Linked DNA regions of Mus musculus: region 2 is linked to region 1. A link is a loop called in an ENCODE intact Hi-C map of the cell type or tissue named here. Cell type or tissue: heart. All regions are shown on one strand.

Evidence for each region. Hi-C counts contacts between places; a loop is a spot of excess contacts. Peaks named below come from ENCODE experiments on the same cell type or tissue, not always from the same donor. Only the 100,000 strongest peaks of a DNase experiment are listed, where the experiment ranks them.
Region 2: a loop joins it to region 1, with 2.2 times the contacts of the local background. A loop is called at or near these places in 2 of 42 quality-filtered maps.

What each region holds. Positions count from the first base shown.
Region 1 is chr4:89,142,272-89,150,271 of GRCm38, forward strand. It overlaps Mtap (methylthioadenosine phosphorylase), which reads left to right. Exons shown (of 8, transcript NM_024433.2): 2 at 5,918-6,004. Among named protein-coding and RNA genes, the nearest start is that of Mtap, 8.9 kb to the left of the region's middle. In heart, CTCF peaks have their summits at 3,283 (motif pointing right) and 4,251 (motif pointing right); a DNase peak (open chromatin) is centred at 3,300.
Region 2 is chr4:89,440,923-89,448,922 of GRCm38, forward strand. All of the region lies in intron 5 of Gm12610 (predicted gene 12610), which reads left to right. It also overlaps the pseudogene Gm12608. Among named protein-coding and RNA genes, the nearest start is that of Cdkn2b, 130 kb to the left of the region's middle. In heart, no CTCF peak of the experiment used is centred here; no DNase peak of the experiment used is centred here.

The DNA of each region.
Region 1 (8,000 bases):
ATCTCATCTTAATTTATTTACACTGAATAATATTTGTAGGTTCTGAGGTTGGGGTGTCAACATCTTTTTGGAGGAGCCTCTTGCATATCCCCTGAGAACCCGAATGCTAACGGTTACAGCTGTTAGGAAGTGGGGAGATGGAACAGATAGGAAGTCAGCTTTGCTCTGGAAGTTAAGTCCCATGAGGCATGCGGCTAGCCTGGGTATCGGGACTACAGATGTAGCCGTATCAGAACTACAGATGTAGCCTCATTTTGCTACCTTGCCGCTGTGATTTGAGCAGCTTTCCTCTCCTCCGCACCTCGATATTCTGCCTCACCATAGGGTCCAAGTGACCACAGAGTAAAACTTTGAGCCAAACCTTTCCTCCTTAGGGTTGATTTTCTCACATATTTTGTGTCCCAGTGACAGAATGCCAGGTGACTAGCATAGGAAGGGGTCGTTATGCGGCCTGATATATTCCTCTAGCTCATATTGTACAAATTTGTGTTTTAAGCAGAGCAACACACTGGAACCAACCAACAAGCTTCGGATAAAACGCATGCTTTGGATAAAATCCAGTTATCAGATCCTCTGCAGTTTGGGGTCTGACATTTGGCAGAGAGGGACTGCTGATATCCATCAGCTGAGTAGCAAGGAACTTAGGCCACATCCTGCCCTTATTCCACAAGCAAAGGAGACTTGAAAGGAGTGCAGTGAGTTTTGAAGAAGAGGCCCCGGAGAAACCAAATAGTCCATTTCAGCTGTGAAATGTGCCAGCTTCGGGGTGCCCGGGGGCTGTTTGGATCTTCCAGCCTTTCCTAATTCCTCTGACTTCTATGACTGTGTTAGGTTGCTGGGATGGCCTTAGCAGAGCTCAGTGGGCAGTATCTCACAGTACTGGAGGCTCCTTGTCCCAGATAACCAGAGGGTTGCCAAGAGAGTTGGTTTCTTCTGTGGTAACCCTCCTTGAGGTTTGGATTTGGGGTAGCCATGGTTTCCATATATTTTGACCAAAAAAAAAAAAAATCCTCAAAGAGAATAATCAGTATGTTGCATCCCAGGAACATGGATACAAGTGGCCCCAAAGAAAATGTTCTATCAGTGGTTTCATGAAGTTTATTTTGTTACAGGATAAAATTCAAATACACTGGTGGGAGCTGAGATTAGACAGCATACAGCAGAGCAGGAAGTCTCTCAGATTCCATCTGATGAACGCCTTAGCTTCCAGTTGCTACAACTTGGTGGTTTGCTAAACCAGAAGATTTTGCCTCCTGGAAACTAGGATGTTAGATAGGTTGTGGGTGGGCAAGAGAACCAGGGGTGTGGCCTAAGATTTGACTCTGGATCAGCCCCAATCCAGAAGTTCTAATCAGTCCATCAGCCCTGTAGAATCTTTAAGCTGGGGGTGGCCTCTTCTCTGGGAGCTTCAATGTGCAGGCTCCTTGTGCTCTTCCTTCTGGGTGTATCTGTGTCCGTTAGGTTCAACCCTGACTCCAAATCCACTCAAGTAGTGAGCATCACAACATCTGTATATAGGTTTGGACTGGGGCACAGTCTGGCCCATAGGCGTTCCCTGTGGAGAAAGCTTATGTTAGGGTTTTACTGCTGTGAGCAGACACCAAGACCAAAGCAACTCTTTTTTTTTTAAAGATTTATTTATTATTTATTATATCTTAAGTACACTGTAGCTGACTTCAGACACACCAGGAGAGGGCATCAGATCTCATTACAGGTGGTTGTGAGCCACCATGTGGTTGCTGGGATTTGAACTCAGGACCTTCGGAAGAGCAGTCAGTGCTCTTAACCACTGAGCCATCTCTCCAGCCCCCCAAAGCAACTCTTATAAGGACAACATTTAATTGGGGCTGGCTTACAAGTTCAAAGGTTCAGTCCACTATCATCAAGGCAGGAACATGGTAGCACCCAGCCAGGCATGGCGCAGGAGGAGCTAAGAGTTCTACATCCTCATTTGAAGGCTGCCAGCAGAATACTCACTTCCAGGCAGCTAGGACTAGGGTATTAAATAAAGCACACGCCCACAGTGACACACCTACTGTAACACGGCCACACCTCTCAATACTGCTGCTCCCAGGGCCAAGCATAATACAGACCATCACATTTACTTTGGGGATGTGCTGTCTAGTTCGTATTGCAGGTTTTGTACAGACCTCTCGGGCGCAAGCATTTGGTCTCTTGATCCCCGTAAGTCAGGACCATAAATGGGGTCCTATAAAACCATACACATAGTCCCTCCATATTTGTTGGTGGTAACTGGAGCTGAAGGACTGAAATCCCAGAGAGGGATTGGGCTAGATCCCACCCTAGCTGTCTTTCCTCACCTTGAACTTGACATGCTCAAAAGCCACCCATTTCGTTACATGGGTTCATCTCAGCTGTTCTATCTTTGGTGTTTGTGAGTACCTCTGGGAGGCAGGGCATACAGGGCTCAAAAGGATGGTTCCTGAGACCAGGCAAGGTAGGTGAAGTCCTGGTTTTGAGGCACCAGGGGAAGTACATAGGGTATGTATCTGGTTTTAGGGAATGTAGCTGTAAGGTCCAAAGTCGCAGGCATTCTTTTTGAGGTGACTGGTGGGAAATCTAACAGTTAAACATGTCCCTCTTTCAGAAACCTTGTTTTGTGTAGTGAAGACTTTCTGGATGTACAGAGTTGATCCATCTGTTCTGTCTCAGCCCTTTAACCCATTTTTAGGCATTCTAGAGTCACCTGGATTTGGGATCTGATAAGGTATTGCTGCCTCCTGAGAGTGGTTGATGGGTTTCTCAGTGGTGTCCTTGATCACGGTTCTCAACCTGTGGGTCACCACCCCTTTGGGGATTGCATAGTAGATAGTTACATTAAGATTTATTACAGTAGCAAAACTACGGTTATGAAGTAACATCATTTTATGGTTGGGGGTCACAAGTCAGGGGCTGTATTAAAGGGTCACAGCATTTGGACAGTTGAGAACCACTGCCGTAGATGCTCGCCCAGCTACCCAGAGCCTCTCTACAGTGTGTTCCGTCACCTTGAGCAAAAGCTTGCCCCGACCAAGGGTTAGTCTCTGTATCATGGGCAGTGACCCTTTCTAGTAGACTTTGAGCTCCTGGAAGTCCCCAGAGGATGTTAGGAGTTGGCACACGGTGCTCAAGCTGGAAAACGGCGTTGCTGCTCTTTTTGTAAAGCAGGAATAATGCCATAGGACCTGTGTAAGAAGAGAGCATCTGTGAAAATCAGATACGGTTCAGCGCTAACCTGGGGTGAAGTGCTTGGGAGCTTCATCCAGCTGTACTTTGCTTGTGCTGCCAGCAGGTGGTGCTGTGGGCCACATGTTGACACTGCAGGCCTCCATCAAGGTTCTGTTTGTTCCCTGGTGTGGCAGTACAGTATTCAGTTGCCAGTCTGGTTTCCTGTAGCAGGTGTAGGTTTAGGTGTGGGTACAGGTTTCCATTAACAGTGAGAGCCAGCTGGATGACCGGGTGGGCTTTGTAGACTGCTGTGGTCTTCTTGGTCAGTCTGCTTTCCTGCCAAGTACTACCCACTCCTCGCTAAGGGCTGAGGTCCCTAGTGCAGGCCCGTCGTGTCGCTGGGAGGGTTTGGACTGAAGCAGAGCTGGCAGATGAGGGAGGACGAGTTTCAGGAGCTAGCCTGTTCCGATTGCTGCTTCCATTCCTACTGTGCTAGCTTGCTGCATTCTGAGAGTACTTCCAAAACAAAATGAGATCTGTTTCGTATTCAAGCCTGAAAGGTCAGTGTTGTCAGTGTTGACTCAGAATCTGAGATGGGGTAGCCTAGGGGACTTCTTGAAATGATTAAGCAAAGCGGTCATAAGTAAAAAGTTTGAAGGTTTTTTTTGTTTGTTTGCTTTTTGTTTGATTTTGGCTTTTGTTTCATATTTTGTAGCTCAAGCTGGCCACAGGCTCCCTATATATCAAAAGACAGTCTGGAACTTCTGATCCTCCTGCCTCTAAGCCTAGTAGCTAAATTCCCAATGAGTCAACTGATAGTTGTTTCTTCTGTTGCTTTCTTTTGCCCAGTGTGAGGACATGGGCTGGACAGTCTGTTAGCCCAGAGATGTGAAAGATACAACGGAGAAGCCACGCCAGCAGAAGTGCTGGGCTTTTGTAAAATAGAATGATTTTATAGATTGGTTGACCTTAAGCATATTAAACAAATAACTGTTGTTGATTTGAAATCACCAATATGTTGACTGGTCAGTCTTTCCCCTTTAGTTGATATAAAATACATCTGCTGTAATTTCAATAATGTACCACAAGGTGGCATCAGTGTCAACTGTTTTAGCCACCAGGAAATGTAAATCTGCCATCCTACAGCAAAATCTCATAAATTCTTTAGTTTGGAACTTTACCCTGTTGAGCCAGAAACTTCTATTTTCCTTTGTAAGAATATTATTCAGTGACAATTCGTTTACACCCTTTCATTGTAAAAAGTGCTGGGGTCTTTTTCTATGAGCTTTCTCCCAAAGTCCCATGTTGTAGCCTGCTGTTGACCTGTTTAAGTCCTGTGTTCTTTAGGGAGTCAACATAAAGTTTCATAATGATAATGTTACTTAGTTTTTTAATGTTAAGACTTTAATGTTTATCTTTGTAATTGTTCTGGTTTGTTTCTTAGGCTTTGTTAGATCAACTCAATTTTTTTTTAAAGATTCATTTATTTTTATTTTATGTGCATTGGTGTTTTGTCTGCATGTGTCTGGCAACCATATATGCACATTGCCTTCAGCAGCCAAAAGAAGGTGTCGGACCTCCTAGAGCTGGGGTACAGATGGTTGTGAGACACTGTGGTTGCTGGAAATGCTCATAACTGTTGAGCCATCCCTCCAACTCCAGATCAACTCACAGGATCAGGTTTCTTTCTCCACTTTTTATAAGAACATGGATTTCCAGGAAGTCTTAGGAAACTGAAAAAAAAAATGCTTAAACATAAAAAATTAAAACTACTAGCGGGGAGGGGGGTGGGGGGGTGGCGCACACCTTTGCAGCCAGCCTGGTCTACAAAGTGAGTTCCAGGACAGCCAGGGCTATACAGAGAAACCCTGTCTCAAAAACAAAACAAAAACAAAATTAAAATTACTTTGAATAAATATTTGAATTATACAATGTATGAAATACTGTCTGCTGTATATGTATACATATGAACAGCCTTTGACTTAGTATATATATATATATATATATATATATATTAGTATGGGCTTGTCATGTCACTCATCTTTAACCTGCATTCCCTTCCAGGTGGTTATAGTGGCATGCAAAGAAAATTTCTTATAAAATATCATGGTATAGTAAAAAGAAAGCATTATCAAAGAAATAGGCCTAAGTTTTTATATCAAGCTTTCTTTACTCCATAGTAAATGTGGTAGAGAAGCAACCTTGATCAGAAAGATCTTTCTACAACTTTTGGGCTCGATTTCTAACCTGAAAGTCACGTTCTGTTTATTTGTGATTTAATTGGGAGTAAATGTGGTGCAGTCAGAAACAGCGGCCTATGTTTTGGCTATGTCAAGAATGGAAGGGGCTGGAGAGATGGCTCAGCAGTTAAGAGCACCACCTGTTCTTCCAGAGGTCCTGAGTTCAATTCCCAGTAGCCACATGGTGGCTCACAGCCATCTGTAATGGGGTCTGGTGCCCTCTTCTGGTGTGTCTGAAGAGAGCAATGGTGGTGTACTCATATGCATGGAATAAACAAATAAATCTTAAAAAAAAAATAGAAAAGACCATCGGGTTTTATTGTTTTGTTTGGGGGTTTTTGCTTTGATTCTTTTTAATTAAAGGGCTTGTTCTTCAGGAATCTTCAGAGTCATTGCCCTTTGGGGATTGGCAGGAATGAGAATGGGCCTGTAAATACGGTTAGGTATCTTTGCTTAAAGTGAACTATGACCAGCTGTGAGCGTCTTCTTTCTTCTCCTTTCTCCCCTAGATTGGAATAATTGGTGGAACAGGCTTGGATGATCCCGAAATTTTAGAAGGAAGAACTGAGAAATATGTGGATACTCCATTCGGCAAGGTTAGTGTCCGGCTGACGGAGTGCGGGCTTGGCCGGTGCTTATGCCTGGCTGGCTTTGTTTTTACTAAGTTATTTATTCACTTTACATCTGTATCAATTCTTCTTCCTCCTCCTCTGGTCCAGTCCCTCCCTCCTACTCCTCCCCCACCCCACCCCCCTTCCACTCTTCCTCTCCTCCACAGAGAAGAGGGGGCGTTCCAAGCTCATCAGCCAATCCCAGCACGTCAAGCAAGGCTAGGTGCATCCTCTCCCACCGAGGCTGGACAAGGCAGCCCAGCTAGGGGAAAGGGATCCAAAGGCAGGCAGTGTCGTCACAGACAGCCCCCGCTCCCACGTTAGGGTCCCACATGAAGACAAAGCTGCTACTTATGTGCAGAGGGCCTAAGTCCATCCCGGTCCTGTACTCTGGTTGGCAGGTCTGTTTTTATGAGCTCCCATGAGCCCAGGTTAGACTCTAGGTCTAGCCCAGGTTAGACTCTAGGTTTTCTTGTGGTGTCCTTGACCTCTCTGGCTCCCTGAATCCTTCTTCCCCCGGGGTCTCTACATCAGCTTCCAACTGTTGCTGCATTAAGCTAAGCCCCTCCGACAACATTTTTGCTAGATTCCTGTCTGCGAATAGAGCAGAATATAAATAATACTGTCAGGAGTGGGCTCCCTCTCATGGCATGGCTCTCAAGCTGGGCCAGTCATTGGTTGCCCCTTCCCTCAAGTTCTGCTTCAGCCCTCACCCCTGCATATCCTGTAGGCAGGACAAATTGTGGGTCTAAGGTTTTGTGACTGGTTTGGTGTCCCAGTCCCCCATAGGAAGTCTTACCTGATTCCAGGAGATGGACAGTTCAGGCTCCATATCTCCCGTTGCCGGGGAATCTTAGCTAGGGTCGTCCTCACAGATTCCTGGGGGTTTCCATTGTCCTCGGTTTCTAGTTCATCCCAGAGATGTCCCCACCCCAATCCATTTGTCTTTCCCAGTACTCTCTCCTCCATTCTCCCTCCACATGGTCCCTCCTATTCACACCCCTCTCTCCTCCCCTACACAGTCCACTCCTTCTGTACCTCCCACCATGCCTAATCAATTTCCCCCCTTTCAGCAAGATTCAAGTGTGATCTCCTTGGGCTGTCCTTGTTGCTTGCCTTTTGTGGTTCTGTGATTCATAGCATGGTTATCCTGTACTTTATGACTAATATCCACTTATAATAAGTGAATACATACCATCTTTATCTTTCTGAATCTGGATTACCTCACTCAGGATGACATTCTCAAGTTCCATCCATTTGCCTGCAAATTGCTTGATGTCTTTTTTTTTTTACTAGCTGAGTAGTATTCCATTGTGTAGCTGTACCACATTTTCTGTATCCATTCTTCAGTTGAGGGACATGTTTCCAGTTCCTGGCTATTTATAAGTAAAGTTGCTATGAACATAGCTGAGCGAGCGTCCTTGTGGTATGGTGGAGCATTTCTTTTGGGTGTATGCCCAAGGGTGGTATAGCTGGGTCTTGAGGTAAACATCTTTCCAGTTTTCTGAGAAACCACCAAATTGATTTCCAAAGTGGTTGTACAGGTTTGCACTCCCACCAGGATGGAGGCTAGGACATCCTTGATCCGCATCCTTGCCAGCTGTCACCTCAGTGTTTGATCTTTGCTATTCTGGTAGGCGTGAGGGGGAATCTCGGAGTCCTTTTGGTTTATATTTCCCTGATGACGAAGGACACTGAACATGTCTTTAAGTGCTTCTTTGCCATTAGAGAGTCCTCTGTTGAGAATTCTGATTAGCAGTGTATCCAATTTTTTAATTGGGTTATTTGGTTTGTTGATATCTAGTTTCTTGAGTTCTGTATATTTTAGGTATCAATCCTCTGCCAAATGTGAGGTTGGTGAAGATCTTTTCCCATTCTGTAGGCTGCCATTTTGTCCTTTTGACTGTTCTTTGAAATAAAAGACTTAATGATGGTTTGGATTTCCTTGGCGTCTGTTGTTATGCCCCCCCCCCTTTTTCTT
Region 2 (8,000 bases), 300 kb after region 1:
TTTGTTCTCACTTTACAGAGTCTTTCTGTGGTAAGGGCAAGGGCGAGAGAGAGAGAGCCAGGAGAGGCTTCACTCCTTAAGGTCCCTCCAGAGTCATTTCTAGATGGTTATCATCATGCCACATGCACTTGGAATTCTTGGTGATTTTCCAAGCTAAACAGGGCACATCTTCCTGGAGGTTTCATTTATTTCTCCAACAATCTGAAACGAAAGTTCTTGTAAATGAAGTCAAACCAAGAGGCTTCATGCCTTGGAACGCAAAATTCATTGGAAATTTAAAAAATAAAACCCTGGGCTTCAGAGATCCAGGCATTTCAGATTCCTGCTCACATTCCCTGCTGAGTGCCTTTCCCCTTTCAGTCATGCCTTATTACAGAAAGTGTGTACAGGACTATCCAGGCATTAGTGCGGATATGACATTCTCTTAAACTTCTGGTCTCTTCCTAAGACTGGACTAGTTAGTCCAGGAGATTGTTCTGTTCTTACTATTTTACAGCCATCTGAGAATATCACAAAACCAGATAATTCTATGAGAATCCTCAATGCAGTATAAGACTAAAGGCGATCAGAGTTTCCTCAAGAGCTTCACGTAGGTGTGATGACTGTGGGCTGCTTCTTGGACGCCTTATTGGACGCCTGCTATTGAGCAGATGTTTTTCTGGAAATAGGATGCAGTGGTGACTAGAACATTTCCTCCGAGTCACCAGGAGATGGAGGGGGAGAGGGTTAGGAAGGATGAATATGAACGCAATGTGTTCTTCTATTTCTTCTTTTTGAGATAGGATTTTAGTAGCCCTGGCTAGCCTGGAACTTACTATGTAGGCCAGGCTAACTTCCAACTCACAGAGATCCACCTGTTTTTGCCTCAGGAATGCTAGGCTTAAAGGCAATGCACCACCATGCTCAACACAGTGAATTGTTGTTTTTCCTTTTCATTATTTTTCTCCATTTATTTAATTATTCATTCATTCACTTTACATCTCTTTCCTCTCAGCATCTGCCTCACAAGCCCCTTCCTCTTCCCCTCTCCTTCTCCTCTGAGAAGGGGGAGCCCCCCTGGGTACCAACCCAGCCTGGCACATCAAGTCATTGCAGAGGGTGGCCACTTTAGGCCCCATATTCCCTACTGCTAGGAGTTTCATCTAGGGTCACCCCCATAGACTCCCAGGAGCCTCCTCTATCCTAGGTCTCTGGCATGTCCTAGAGATTCGAACCTCCCATCCCACCCCATCCCCCCACCTGCCTTGAGCTCCTGTCACAGTTCATTGATAAGCACAAAGCATTATTCTAGGAGTTAGAACATGCCACCAACCATACCCACTGCCTTTCCATCCATTGCACCCATTCCAGGGTCATTCTCTTCTTTAGGAATTTCTGTATTACAGCTTCAGCTGTAGATAGAAAGGAGGCTGCCCAGCACCATCCAGTAAAGCATCTCTTACAGTCTTTGTTGGAGCAACGGTTGTTCCCTTTTCTACCATGTTCAAAAAATCTCCGAGTGTAGCATCATAACCAACTTCTGAGGAACTCTGCAGAATTTTCTCAGCTATCAAAGATCCTTCACCATCTACATTCTTTTTTTTTAAAAGATTTATTTATTTATTTTTATTTATGTGAGTACACTGTAGCTTTCTTCAGACGCCTGAGAACAGGGCATCAGACCCCATTACAGATGGTTGTGAGCCATCTGTTGCTGGGAACTAAACTTAGGACCTCTGGAAGAGCAGTATGGTGTTCTTAACTGCTGAGCCACCTCTCCAGCCCCACCTACATTCTTTGCATAGTCATTGCAGGAATGTTGAGTGCTCCTTTAGTAATTTCTATACCTATTTTCTGATTTCCATTAGCAGGCTTTAATGAATCCAAGACTGGCATGCACTGAAGCAGAACACAGCCTTCTCTGAGAACAATGCTTTCTTCAACATCTGCTCTTGTAACACTGAGAGCATCAGTAGCTCTGTCTTTCTTCTCATTCACTTCCACACCACTTGTCCCTCCAACTGAAAGGAAATAAAACTTGAGACCTGTGATTCATGTAATATATGTCAAAAAGCCCAAAGAGTTGTTTGTGAACTTTGAAACCAGGGGCTAAAAACATAGCACAACAGGCCAGGACATGCCCGGGCCGGCCCATCGTTACCTGTCCTGACTGGCCTGGTACCTCCCTATCTCCCGCCCTTCTGAGAGTCTGTTAATGTTTAAATGAACCAATCATGTGAAACCGTGCCAATTCCTCCTCCAGCCCCACCCCTTTTCTATAAAAGTCCCTAGCTTCCAAGCCTCAGGGTTGAAACCACTGTCTCCTGCGTGAGATACGTTTTGAACCGGAGCTCCGCCATTATGGCTCCACCATGTGGTCAACACCTCTGTCTCCTGCGGGAGATATGTGTCGGCCCGGAGCTCTGTCATTAAACTACCTCATGCTTTTACATCAAGGTGGTCGTCTGTTCGTGATTCTTGGGTGTGCGCCGAACAGAAATTGAGTGGGGGTTTCCCCACTAGGTTCTTTCACTACCTTCAGCACAGCTCCCCCATTTGCAAGTTTAGCAAGTTACTCGTTCAGCTTTTCCTTTTCATATTCACTAGTTGTGATGCCTAGCTGCTCAGTGATTTCTTGAATACGTTTTTCAATTTGAGTGTTGTCACCTTTTCCTTTCAAAATCAGGGTGCCATCTTTGTTAACAATGACCTATCCAACTTTTCCTACATCATGAGCTTGAACATCTTCAAGATTTATTCACTCCCTCTTCCCCAAAAGCCAAACCACCAGTAGCAATAGCCACATATTTTAAGCTGATTCTTTCTATTGTCCCCAAACCCCGGAGCTCTGACTGCTACAACCTGAAGACCAACTTTTACCATGTTCAAAACCATCGTGCTTAGAGCTTCTCCATCATCGTCTTCAACAATGATGACCAAAGGCTTCCAATGAGCATTGGCAGTTTTAAGAGCAGGCACAATGTAACCTGGAGACTAGAAATTTTCTTTTCACTCAACAGAACATAGGCATCTTTGGAATTTACAATTTTGACCTTTTGATATATTAATAAAATATGGGTAAATATATCCTCTATCAAGTTTCATTTCAGTAACTTCTAATTCATCATCCAGGGATTTTTTTCCATCCTTCCCTGTGACGACACCCTTTCTTCCAGCCTTTGTCATTGCATCAGAAATGATGTTGCCAATGCTTGTCTCCATTTGCAGAAATGGAAGGAACCTGACCAATTCCTTCAGGGGTTGTCCCAGGTTTAGATTGTTCTTTTAAGCTTAGCAATTACAGCATCGACAGCCACCATCACACCTCTCTGGGTCTCCACTGGATTAGCCTTTTTGCTGATCCTTTCAAAGGCCTTCTTGGCAGTAGAACATGCTAGAACAGTGGCAGTGGTGGTGCCATCCCCAGCCTCTTCCTTTGTGTTATTGGCAACATTTAGCTCTCATGCTTTTGTATTTCTCCTGTTAATCAGTTGACTTTGCAACAGTGACCTCCATCCTTGGTGACTTTGAGACTTCCCCAACTCTGTCCAATAATCACTGTTCTTCCCTTTGGCCCCATTGTAACAGCTAGCACATCTGCTAACAGGTCTACATTCTGAAGCGTTAAGGCTCGAACATCCACACCAAATTTTACATCTTTGGCATAGGATCCAGTGAGAGGAAGAGCCAGGCGCGCAGGACTCTGGTCTCATCTGGCAAAGGACTGTGGGTAATCGAAGCACTTCTGAGAGGCAGTGGTGGGAGCGCACATAGTGAGGCAGGCTTTCAGTTGCCAGTGAGGACTAAATTTGGTTTTTGTATGTTGGAAGTTGAACCTCATGCATGCCAAGCACATATAGAGCTCAGGCTTCACTGGTGTTATATATTATGACATTCTGCTCATTTATAATGTAGTCCACTTTAGTCTAAAACCTAGGGAAGTAGTCACAGAGTTTGAACAGCCCGTTAAAATGGCATTTAAGTAGACACAAAGTTAAGTATACCAGTACAGTGTTCCTTTGATGTGGGAATTAAAAATGGGGTGGGAGACTTCACCTGGAAAATGAAGACTAAGTTCTTGGTGCTATGAGAAAAGTAAAACAGGGAAGACAAAAATGGAAATTGCTCACCCATTTGCAAGTTACAGGAAGAGGCAGGTTACAGTTCATAGCATCTCTAATCTCAGGGTGATTGGTCTCAGAGAATGAACCACACAAATAGGAAAAAGCAAAACAAAACAACAACAACAACAAAAACCAGGGAGTGACTCAGCTCTAGCTCAGGTTGCTTCTGCGCCTGGCATGACCTCTGCTGTTGTCCTCGGACCTTGCTTCCCTCCTCCTCTGTCGTTGTGGAGAAACAGGAAGGAATGTTTATTAACAAGGCTGGCTGGGGCCACACCCAAAGCAATATCAGAGTTTTACCTCTCCTGGGCCTGGGAAGAGGTCCAAAGATCAAGGGCAGCTTCTGGTTTGTATGAGGCAAGAGCAAACTTAGAGAATATACTGCTTTTTTTTTTTTTGAGCCTTGACAGATGGTCTGCTGGGTGTGATCTCATCTATTCCTCCTGGCCATCCTGAGGCTTGTAACAGGTCACCAGAACCGTAATCCCCAAGGAGCTTTGCCCAAGATGATGGAAGAGCAATGGTTCACTCTCAGGGTTGTGTCTCCGTGGCAGATGTCTTTCACTGCGGGGTTAGCACCCCAGCTGGGATCCTCAGGTCCCTTATCAACAGCCTTTCCCATTTTATCTTCCAGTCCAATCTTGTACTCGTATCTTACGGGCTCCAGTAATGGGTCACACCTTATGTGCTTGAGAGGGGAGGGGAGAAGGTTGAGCAGAGAGGAAGTAAAGAGATAAGGGGACAGGAGACAGAGATACACAGAGACACAGAGACACACAGCGAGAAATAGAAACAGAGAGAGGGGAACAGAGAGAGACAAAGGCAGAGAGTCAAAGACAGAGAGAGACAGTGAGCAAAGGAGATTTCTTTTAAGATATTTTTAGTATGTTTCCTGCCTCACCGAGTAGGGAGGAGGGATACAATTTTTTTTTATTGCTCTGAAGGGTATAAACCATTCCAACGGGTGCCACCCTGTGTGAAAATTTCAGAGATGCCAATAAGCCACTTGAGACAGTAAGGCTCGTGCCTTTCTGTTCTCATTCCTTATCAGTCTCTGACTTGCAGAGGAGGAATGCTGGGGTGGGGGGGTGGTGGGGGGAAGAAAGAACTTCAAGGTTTTAAGAGGGTGGATTTGTGCCCCTGAAATAAATTGGTACAAGTCCTTGCTTAGGCTGTTTCTCCACCTTTCCTTCTTAATAGCTACACACGTCACAGTCAGACCCTTGTATCAGAACAGTGAAACTTGATCCCCTAAATCCAGGCATCCTAGGACATAGCAGTTCCACCTGTGTGGTCTGTGACCCAGCAGCAAGCAACTGTCCTTGAAATTAACCAGTATGGCCACCAGTCCTGTGCCTATTTTCATCACAGCAGCTGATTAATATAGAACTGCTTAAATGGGTCAGGGAATTCATGAAAATGATTTGTTTAAACAATTGTCACTTATTGGCACTTACCGAGACTATGGCTGCCTTCCAGAGGCAATCAGAGAAACCTGAGGACGTGCCAGCATTGGAGTGTAGCCACTGGGATAGTGAGAATTCTTATCCCAGCACCTTTCCACCTTCCCCACCCCACCCCACCCCCCGTGACATTTGGAAAGTTACCCAACATTTCTGTGCTTCAGCTCCCTCATTGAATATGGTATAATAATCGTGCTTACTTCATAAAGTCGTGAGGCCCCTAAGTCAATAATGCATCTTATTCTTTACGTGGCATATAGAAAGTGTCCATTCTGACCACAGTGAAGATAATGGACCTGTATCTTTAACATTTAACTATGGTTTTGCTTATCCAAGGTCAAGTATTCTAGTTTAATGGGGTTGTCCAAACACTGTAAAGGTCCCTGGATTTCAAGACTGCAGCTCTATTGCTCTCTCCTCTTTACGCCACTTCCTTTGAAGAGGCACGTATGTTCCAGTCCAGTGACTGAGAACTTGGTGGCGGTGAATACCCTGCTGACTTTACTCTCACGTGCCCTTGGTCTGTGATCCATCAAATCAGGGGAGCCCAGGAGTGTGTTGGTGAAAAAAGGGGAGGAACAGGAGGGGAAAAAAAGTCGCATTCTTCATTTCCCAAATGCCTTCCGAAAACAGTGTCCATTTCTCAGATCCTTCTCTCTGCTGTTCTGTGGGTGTGGAAGAACTCACACTGCTGCTGAGCTGTTTCAGTCAACTCCCAAGTAGACTTGCCAAGAATGGTCACAGCAGGACACCTTTGAAATACTAGGTTTTTGGATTAAAGCTTTGAAGATGTTTGCCAGACTGCGCCAGTCATGATTGAAGGACATACGCCCTCTATGGGCTAGTTGTCCATAATAAAGTGAATTCCCTTACCACACATGGCCTTGGTAACACTACTCAGGCAGAGAGCACTTCATGCTTGAAGTTCAGTGGCTAAGTTAAAATGTTCCAGTTCCAGTAGAGCTCAGATCTCATCTGGAACTTGAAACTGTGCTTAGCTAACTTTTCTTAAATCCTGCTTTTGAAGTTAATAGCTTGTGGTCTTGGGGACTAACTTTGAACCTCTCTGAGGAATTCATCTCTGAAATATGGGCAATAAAACCTTTTACCTAAGTTATTGTGAGGCCTCAATAAGATTTATAACAATCTCTATTATAGATTTTCCATACACATGAATGTCCTTGTTTTTATCCTTTTCTTATTTCTTTTCTTAGTTTCTTAGGATCACATTGGAGTCCTGCTTTCTCAGAGCTAAAGCATTTTATAAAAAGCAAGTCAGCCTCTGGCATAGGCATAAGCTACCCTCATGTGTTTAGTTGACTTGCGAGTCAAAGGGCCACAATCTTCATTTATATTTTGTGTTATGCTGGCCACTTGCAGCAGATGTATAGGTACCCAGAGAACATGGGAAATCATAAGTGTTTCCCAATGAATCACTGCCTGTGGAGGGCTCTTTTTAGCATGTGGAGGGCTCTGTGATTATGAACCTAGGCCATTCCCTTCCCATTTTACAGACTGGAGAAATGAAACACAGGAAGACAAAAGGTGATTTCCCAAGTGTATAAATAAAGGGCAGGGCAGAGCCAGAGTAGAATCTGCCCAAGCTTACTTTCTTGCCTAAAAACATTACCATTAATATTTAAAATATTAAAATTACATTCTAATGATTGTTTCTATGTAGGTAAGCAGGATGAAGGAAACAAAACTTTACAGTGATAGGGTCTCATACACCTCTTCTGGGGTTTCCTCTATATTCCTGTCCTTGTTATTACCATTTCCACTACAGAGACCAAAGCATTGTCTCTACAAGGTGCCGAGGCTGATATAGGCATTGTCCATGCATTACTAGTCATCCTAAGAGCAACCTTAGATTGTAGTAACTATTACCCTTAACCTACCAATGAAGAAACTGAAAAGCGCAGAGGTGTAATGCTACTCTGAAGTGACTAAAATTTAACCTAAAGACTTTGGTTCTAGATTTTAAAAATCCACACGTCTAATACAGAGAGACATATTAAAAAAATAAAGCTGACCAGGGCTAAAGTACCAGGCATGATTTCTTTCTTGTTCAGAGGGGCTTATAGCTCTTGGTTACTGCCAAGGCATAATTACTACTGTTGCTCATTGAGGAATAGCTTGCTGGACTGGTCATTGCTGGAGTTCATAGATGTCACAGTTGGGTAAGACTTTTAATTACCTCACTCAATATGATAGTTCCTGGCTCCACAAAAAGAATACAGCTGCCTAAAAATAAATGAAATGAATTGCTTCTTTCCTTTGGCAGCTTGCATAGCATCTTCTGCTACTTGAAAGCTGGTCCTCTGGGAGGGGGCTTTGAGGTCATTTCCAGTTTTACTGCCTCTCACTTCTGTGTCTGAAGCATGCAGTGCCCTCAGCAACAGGGGATAACCTTCAACACTAGGTGGTAATTAGG